Linked DNA regions of Homo sapiens: region 1 is linked to region 2. A link is a contact called in ENCODE Hi-C or POLR2A ChIA-PET data. All regions are on one chromosome and are shown on one strand. The core of a region is the stretch at or near the end of the contact, and the rest is flanking DNA. Distances in the headings are between cores, read along the strand shown.

The links. A loop is a pair of places that touch in the nucleus more often than their neighbours do. ChIA-PET counts read pairs that join two places held with the same protein, here RNA polymerase II (POLR2A). Pooled maps may share reads with other maps.
Region 1: a map of PC-3 shows a loop between it and region 2 (6-fold over the local background). The contact joins two enhancer-like sites. A Hi-C loop is called at or near these places in 2 of 168 maps with a recorded cell type or tissue (PC-3 and endothelial cell of umbilical vein) and 1 of 50 pooled maps. POLR2A ChIA-PET finds 5 or more read pairs at or near these places in 2 of 52 experiments (BJ and RWPE1).

The regions. Positions count from the first base shown.
Region 1 is chr10:28,086,019-28,089,984 of GRCh38, forward strand. It overlaps MPP7 (MAGUK p55 scaffold protein 7), which reads right to left. Exons shown (of 17, transcript NM_001318170.2): 12 at 3,653-3,823. Among named protein-coding and RNA genes, the nearest start is that of SNORD130, 15 kb to the left of the region's middle. RefSeq lists an enhancer at 2,789-3,966. Within about 2 kb of position 2,126, at least 4 of the 41 ENCODE cell types and tissues checked have a DNase peak (open chromatin) inside an H3K27ac peak, as active enhancers do; they include PC-3, where a contact is called at or near this core.
Region 2 is chr10:28,052,914-28,056,975 of GRCh38, forward strand. MPP7 (MAGUK p55 scaffold protein 7) reads right to left here. Exons shown (of 17, transcript NM_001318170.2): 16 at 3,567-3,710; 17 at 1-1,331. The coding sequence ends at 1,152. Among named protein-coding and RNA genes, the nearest start is that of SNORD130, 18 kb to the right of the region's middle. Within about 2 kb of position 1,523, at least 5 of the 41 ENCODE cell types and tissues checked have a DNase peak (open chromatin) inside an H3K27ac peak, as active enhancers do; they include PC-3, where a contact is called at or near this core.

The DNA.
Region 1 (3,966 bases), core at 876-3,375, 34 kb after region 2:
CTCAGCAAACTAACACAGGAACAGAAAACCAAACACCGCATGTTCTCACTTATAAGTGGAAGTTGAACAATGAGAACACATGGACACAGAGAGGGGAACATCACACATCAGGGCCTGCGGGGTGGGGGCAAGGGGAGGGAGAGCATTAGGACAAATACCTAATACATGCAGGGCTTAAAACCTAGATGACGGGTTGATGGGTGCAGCAAACCACCATATGGCACATGTATACCTATGTAACAAACCTGCATATTCTGTACATGTATCCCAGAATTTAAAGGAAAGTAAAGAAAGAAAGAAGAGAAAACAATGAAAGAAAAAAAGCAAAGCACTTGGCCCCAAAACAGAGTCCACATTCAATTCAGAATTCGGGTACCAGGAACCCAAAGGCCAAAGGGGAAACAGGGCAACTGAAGTGCATACAATTAATCTCTTTACTGATGATTTCAGCCAGATGAATTTTAGTGCAATCAGTGATCACGGATCAGGACAATTAGCATTCAGACAGGAGAAGCGAAAATACCTCAGGTCATTCTATGATTTTTGGCTGACAATAGAATGTGGTGATATATAATTCTGGGAGCATTATTTTGCCTCAAAAGGTAGCTGGAATGATGCTGTGATATTCTTTTGTCCTGACGACCGTTTCAACTGCTGACCAGTAGGGCTGGGGTTCCATTACACAGTTTTGAGGAGGCTGATTAAGGCACACCCATGAAGAAAGGCCAAGTTGTGTCAGAGGAGTTTAAAGCTTCAGAGAGTTCCAGATCCACTATATCGGGGAAAGCCCACCAGAGTCTATCCCCCGCTGAATACAGCCCAAACCTCTGGACAGCGCACAAAAGGCAACAACCTAGGGACTCTGAAAGGCAAACAAAACCAGGCAGAGTGTAGATGGAGTCAAATCTGGAGAGGTGGCCTCCAAGATAATGAAGTTTCCCATTTTATTTTTCCCTCTAGCTATAGTCTCGATGTTTGTCCCCCCAAATTGCGTGTTGAAATTTGATCCCAGCATTGGAAGTGGGGCCCAAGGAGAGGTGTTTGGGTCATAAGAGCAGATCCCTCATGAATAGATTAATGCCCTCCCTGGCGTGAGGCAGTGAGTGAGTTTTCACTCTATTTGTCCCCCAAGAAAGCTGGTTGTTAAAAACAGCCTGACATCCCACCACTCCTGCTTCCTCTCTCTCCACGTGATCTCTGCACACACAGGATTCCCTTCGCCTTCCACAAGTCAAAGCAGCATGAGGCCCTCGCCAGATGCCCAAACTTCCAGCTATTAGAACCATCAGCCAAACAAATCATTTTTCTTTATGAATTACCCAATCTCAGGTATTCCTTTACAGCAACACACAACAGACTAACACATGCCTTTTTTTTTCTTTCTTTCTTTTTTTAATTAGAGAATCTTGCTCTGTTGCCCCGGCTGGAGTACCGTGATGCAATCTCAGCTCACTGCAACCTCTGCCTCCCAGGTTCAAGCAATTCTTGTGCCTCAGCTTCCCAAGAAGCTGGGACTACAGGCGCCTGCCACTACACCTGACTAATTTTTATACTATTAGTAGAGACAGGGTCTTGCCATGTTGGGCAGGCTGGTCTTGAACTCCTGACCTCAAGTGATCCTCCTGGCTTAGCCTCCCAAAGCGCTGGGATTACAGGCATGAGCCACTGCGCCCAGCCTCAATGCCATTTTATTACATGTCTTTCCCCTTGGCTGAGGAGAAGAGGCAACAGGGACAGAAGAGATGTTGCTGTGATCTGTGCTGGTGAAGGAGGCAGCACAGAAGGGACAGTGAGGTGGGAGAGGAGCAGGAGGTCTCAGGTAGCCCCATTGAGCTGGGAAATGCATGTTCTCTCAGCACACCTCTATAAGGATGAGAAGCAGGGCACTGTAAGCTATAAATAAATTCTTCCTCCTCCTCCTTGAGGAGGCTCAGTATAAATGAATTAGGAGATGTGGACATTATTAATAAAGGAAATTTTGAATTTCTTTTGAAGTATGTGAATATGTGTTTCAAAATAATGCAAACAATCTTAATATGTAATGATGCTAGTGTTCACTTCCAGGACCTACAGATGTGAGAAATTGCATCATTTCCCATGAGTCACCCACCATTTCTCAATGAACAGCATGGGTTGTAACCTTTCAAAGGACTCCATCTTACTAAGATGGGGTAATTCTCAGGTTCTCCATTGATTCTCATTTCCATAAGTATCATCACGAGTTTATAAAAGAACAATTAACAAGAGTGATATGGTTTGGCTCTGTGTCCCCACCCAAGTCTCATGTTGAACTGTAATTCTCAATGCTGGGGGAGGGACCTGGTGGGAGGTAGCTAGATCACAGAGGTAGATTTCTCCCATGATATTCCCACGATAATGAGTTCTCAGGAGATCTGATGGTTTAAAAGTATGTGGCACGTCCCCTGTCGCTCTCACTCTCTCTCTCCCCTGCTGCCATGTGAAGCCCGCTCCTGTTTCCCCTTCACCTTCTGCCATGCTTGTTAAGTTTCCTGAGGGCTCCCAGTCATGCTTCCTATATAGCCTGTGGAACTGTGAGTCAATTAAACCTCTTTTCTTCATAAATTACCCAGTCTCAGGTAATTATAGCAGTGTGAGAATGTACTAACACTAAGAGACACCATGCTCTTCTACTCCAAAACTTTTCTAAAATCATTGGCTTTGATCCTGGAAGTTTAAATATCTCTCGCTACATTTTTAAAGAAATGCATTGAGGATGAAGTGAAGATACATGGAGCTTGTGGCTACTCACATCTGTGAAGGGTGCACAAGATAGATGCTAGGATGCAAATCTGAGTCAAGGCAATCGATGTTTGTGAAAATACCCACATTCCTTTATTAACTGCCTTTTTATTTTGAGACAGAGTCTCGCTCTGTCACCCAGGCTGGAGTGCAGTGGCGCGATCTTGGCTCACTGCAACCTCCACCTCCCAGGTTCAAGGGATTCTTCTGCCTCAGCCTCCTGAGTAGCTCGGACTACAGGACTGTGCTACCACGCCTGGCTAATTTTTGTATTTTTGTAGAGATGGGGCTTCAATGTAGAGATGGGGCTTCACTGTAGAGATGGGGCTTCACCATGATGGCCAGGCTGGTCTCAAACTCCTGACCTCAAGTGATCCTCCCACCCTGGCCTCCCAAAGTGCTGGGATTAAAGGTGTGAGCCACGGCACCCAGCCAATTATCAACTTTAAAGCGACTTTGCTGACTCTCTAGCTTGAAATATCCTAGAACTCTGCTGTAATACTTTATTTCACTGAAGGTCTAAATGCCATCTGAAGCTTGTACCATGCTGCTGCCTCAAAATGCTTTGAAACGAACTTGCATTGTGTTCAAAAATATTCACTTCTATTATTTAATTGCCCTGATGTATGCTTCATATATTACAACAGTGTTTGCTATCCCCACTTGACAAAGGTTCCACTAAAACGACAGTACCGTTCTTCAGAAATGTCTTAAAAGTCTCTGCAAGTCAATTACGTACAAAAAACTAAAGATTTTGTTTCAGAGACAAGACAAAAGGTGTTGAAGGGGAGGAGATTTTTAGCTTGAAAACTTCAAGTATGATTCACTTTGAAGAGAAATTCTTACTAGCTCACTCATTTCCTCAGAATTACTCACAGAAACAAGCACTTACCAACCAAGACAACGAGTCTGTATTTTTCATTAGTTTGTCGCCGATACGGTGTCACTTCTTCGTATGTGGGTACGTCAGCTGTGTCGTACTGATCACTCTTCTTGCATTCATACATGGATTTATTTGTTTTCTTATCTTTTCTACTAAGACGAAAACTTTTTCTAAAACCAGCTGCAAATATTAAAATAAATATATTTTTAGTAACATCAACCAAAAAAGAAACCCTCAAAAAAAAAAAACCCTCAGAGTTGGGTTGGATTTTATTTACCATAATATTGGGTTTTTAAAGTTAAAACCCTAATGTTTTAGAGACA
Region 2 (4,062 bases), core at 273-2,772:
TCACTTGCTGAAAATCAGTAGTATCAAAGAAAAGTGAGAGAACCCATCTAAATATTTACAATATAAGAGTCTTTCCTAAACTTCTTTAACAATGGCAAGGTTAGGATGGTGTCTGGACAGTGTTAACAAGCATTTTGATGACAAAGAAATAACATCACATGAAAAGTTTTCTAAAATAAATCTTAGAGCAATTTAAAGAGGGGTGATCTATTGCACATAGATGAAAAATAATCTTTAATTGTATCAGTAATATGTAAAACAGGTTTTACATGTTTTAGAATAGAAATCCTTCTTCTAATTTATTGGAAAAATCCAAAACCAGCTAAAATAACATTTTGGGTGACTTCATAAATTGTCTTCTGAGGAATTACAAATAAAAATATCCTTTGTAATCATTTCTTGCCACAAGGCTACCATTCTTACTTATATTAATCCCAAAGGAAAGGCTTTTCGTTACATATATAATAACTGTTAAAAGTCTACTTTCCCTTATTAAATGTTGTTGAGTCACTGACAGGTACTCAAAAGGACTTCTCAAGCTATATTATGAAGGCCATTCACTCAAGGTAAAATTTCAGTTACTCCTTTAAGAATTATTTTAAAATGCACACACTGTGAACGTATTGCGAATATGTAAGAAAGTCTACACTTTTTGAATAGTAAGAGGACACCTTACTGCCTGCCCGGCTAAATCTGTGATGATCCACCCAGAAACAGCAGAGCTCACCTGTCTGTCTGGAGCTGCTCATGGCTGCTGAATTGATACCTTCAACAGCTAACATTCAAACTCGACAGCAGCAGCCACACCTGAGACCAGCAGAAGCGCTGAACTCCCATACATACTAAGCCTCTAGCTAAGTCTCTCTGAAAATTTCAGCCTCATCTTGGAGATAGAGCGGTATTGAAGACAACGAGAAGGTTTGAGGTTTTGCTTAGAATACAGTACTGTGCATATTTTGATTTCGGATCTTATACTAACACATGGCGTTTGAAATAAGGCTGTAAAAAGATACAAACAAAACCAGCATTCAACTTGAACCAAGATTGTACATCTATGACAGTGATATAGATTTAAAAACCCTACTACCAAAACTGTAATTGATTTCATCATGCACTCTATAGAAAAAGACAATTATGGAAATTTCTCTTAGTTATGAATGTAACCAGCTCACTGGCACCCAATGGGTCTCTGTCTCTAATTTGTCAAAAGTTGTTTTGAGCTCATTGAATGCCACAGTGAGGTCATCATTTATTATAATTTTGTCAAAAAGATGACCATATTGACTTTCCATTATCTGTGCAGATTTAATCATTTCTTGAAAATCTTCTTCCTACAAAAGGAAGTATTAAAAAAATAATTGGTTAACCAGGCCATTACCTCACTTCATATCAATGCAAACATTCTACAATTGGTTTACCTAATGCTGTTCTGTGTTCAGTCTTTCCCCTCAGCCAGAAATAAAAGTCATCCTCTTTAACCACAAGTGCTTCAGAAGCCATAATTTCTAATACTATTTCTATGATTTGCTTGTAACAAAAAACTACTCTGGCAAGAGTCAAAACTCCTGCCTTAACTGAATTGCAGGATAATGAGTCACTAGTCATCATTATGGGGAAATGTCAGTATTAAAATAGCTATTGGAGAAAAGAATTGTTTACTCTGATGTTTTGGCTGCATTATTTATGCTTATTCATAGGAAGGAATTTATAATATAAACTCCTTTTTCAGAGTTGGACAAATTTGTAAAAGGATGATTACCATGTTTTTTGTTTTTTGTTTTGAGATAGAGTCTCACTCTGTCACCCAGGTTGGGGTGCAGTGGTGCAATCCTGGCTCACCGCAACCTCTGCCTCCGGGGTCCTAGCAATTCTCCTGCCTCAGCCTCCCGAGTAGCTGGAATTACAGGAGCGTGCCGCCACACCTGGCTAATTTTTGTATTTTTAGTACAGATGGATTTTCTCCATGTTCACCAGGCTGGTCTGGAACTCCTGACCTCAAGTGATCCCCACCTGCCTCGGCCTCCCAAAGTGCTGGGATTACAGGCATGAGCCACCACGCCCGGCTGATTACCACGTTCCTTCGATGTCTCATTAAAAGTGTTTCAGGAGCCTTCGTGTCTCACATTTTTAAAGCCAGGAAGTATTTTAGTTGGCTATATAACATAAATGTAAGAGAGCCAAATCCTAAGAATATGTGATCCTTTCTTATCTTCGTTGAGAAACCTTTAAAATGTCTAAATAGTACAATAAATCTTTATGTTGCAACATGCTGAAATAATTTGAGTCTGCATTTCATTGTCACATAAGATTTCACAATAACAGAAAATTTAATTTTAGTGTTGATCAAGAGCCTGAGTAACTAACATTGTATGACAGTACCTACTCAGAACGGATATGTACTGTTGGCATGTAAAAAAAGGTATTTATCAAATATACTGGGAATCAGAAATGTGATCTGTATTTTGTAACCACAATGAACAGTTCATAAATTAATATAAACTAAAGTTAATGATGAGCTAATTAAGAGGGGCAAGAAAAAAATAAGCTCTTCACATTTAATTTCTTTGCTTTTGATTTTTGGTCCAAAGGTAGAATATATTAAGATTAAGAAGAAAAACAATAAAAGGTCTTGCCAGAACCCATAATAGTCATGAATATACCACAATCATCATTTCCAATAACACTCATAGAAAATACAAATATTATTGCTGAATAATATTGGTCTACTTATCCTATACCCAAAATAGTGATTTTCTTTTGCTGTGCTAAATATAATTGTTGACACAAGGAGACAAGCAAGGCACATTATTAAATTTTTCATTTGGACTCTTAATGAGTAACAGTTACTGATGGTATTTTTAGCTTTAAAAATAAGGCTGCTCTGAAAATTAATTGGTCTAGATTTTATACAAATGTTCAGCCTACAATAGTATGAAATGTTCACATAATAGTATACAAAATAGTTTTGAGTCAATTGAATATGAAGATCCATTCACCAAAGCACAAGAAGTGTAACTGTTCAAAAGGTATGTACCTAAATACAATTCTTTCACTGATTTTTGTATCTATTATACTCTTCCCAAGTACATGCAGCTGTATATATGTTTTCATATATACAACTGTATCTTACATCTTATCTACTGCTTATATCTTATCTCCAAGCTTTTTGTGGTTGTTGTTGAGACAGGGTCTCACTCTGTCGCCCAGGCTGGAGTGTAGTGGTGTGATCTCAGCTCACTGCACTCTCAGTCTCCTGGGGTCTTGTGATCTTCCCACCTCTGCCTACCAGGCTGGAGTGTAGTAGTGTGATCTCAGCTCACTACACTCTCAGTCTCCTGGGGTCTTATGATCTTCCCACCTCCGCCTCCCAAGTAGCTGGGACTACAGGTGTCCAACCATCATGCCTGGCTAATTTCCATATTTTTTGTAGAGATGGGGTTTCACCACCTTGGCCAGGCTGGTCTTGAACTCCTGGACTCAAATGATCCTCCTGCTTCGGCCTCCCAAAGTGCTGGGATTACAGGTGTGGGCCACCACACCTGGCCCCCAAGCATCATTATACTTACTGTGAAGGGTTTTGCAGCACCTTGGTCATCTCTGCTTGAAATAATCTTTGCATTTTTTCTTGTTTCTCTCAAACGCTCTATTGATGGAGGCTTTATAAATATCACATAGGGCTTAAATTCTAGTGTCCTTAAATGCTTCACTGTCTACAAGGAAGAAAAGAAAGTTTTCTCACATTTCTCCATAGCATCATGAATTACTGAATTTTCTTTCTAGGAGAAAATTCCTCAAAATTATTCTTTAAGGTCAGTAGTCATTTCAATATATTATTATTCAATTAACTGTTGACAATTAAATGTAACAAACACTTCTGAAAAGAAGCTGGGGAATGTAACTTGGCATTTTAAAATGTTCTGAAATACATCATAATTAACATTGAACAGAAGTGACTAAAAATATCACAAAACTGGTTTTTAGATCAAATATTCCAAAGGTGTGATGAGTTAAATAACTTTCTGTCCACAAATGTCTTCCAACCATCCCTTTTAAGCCCCTTTC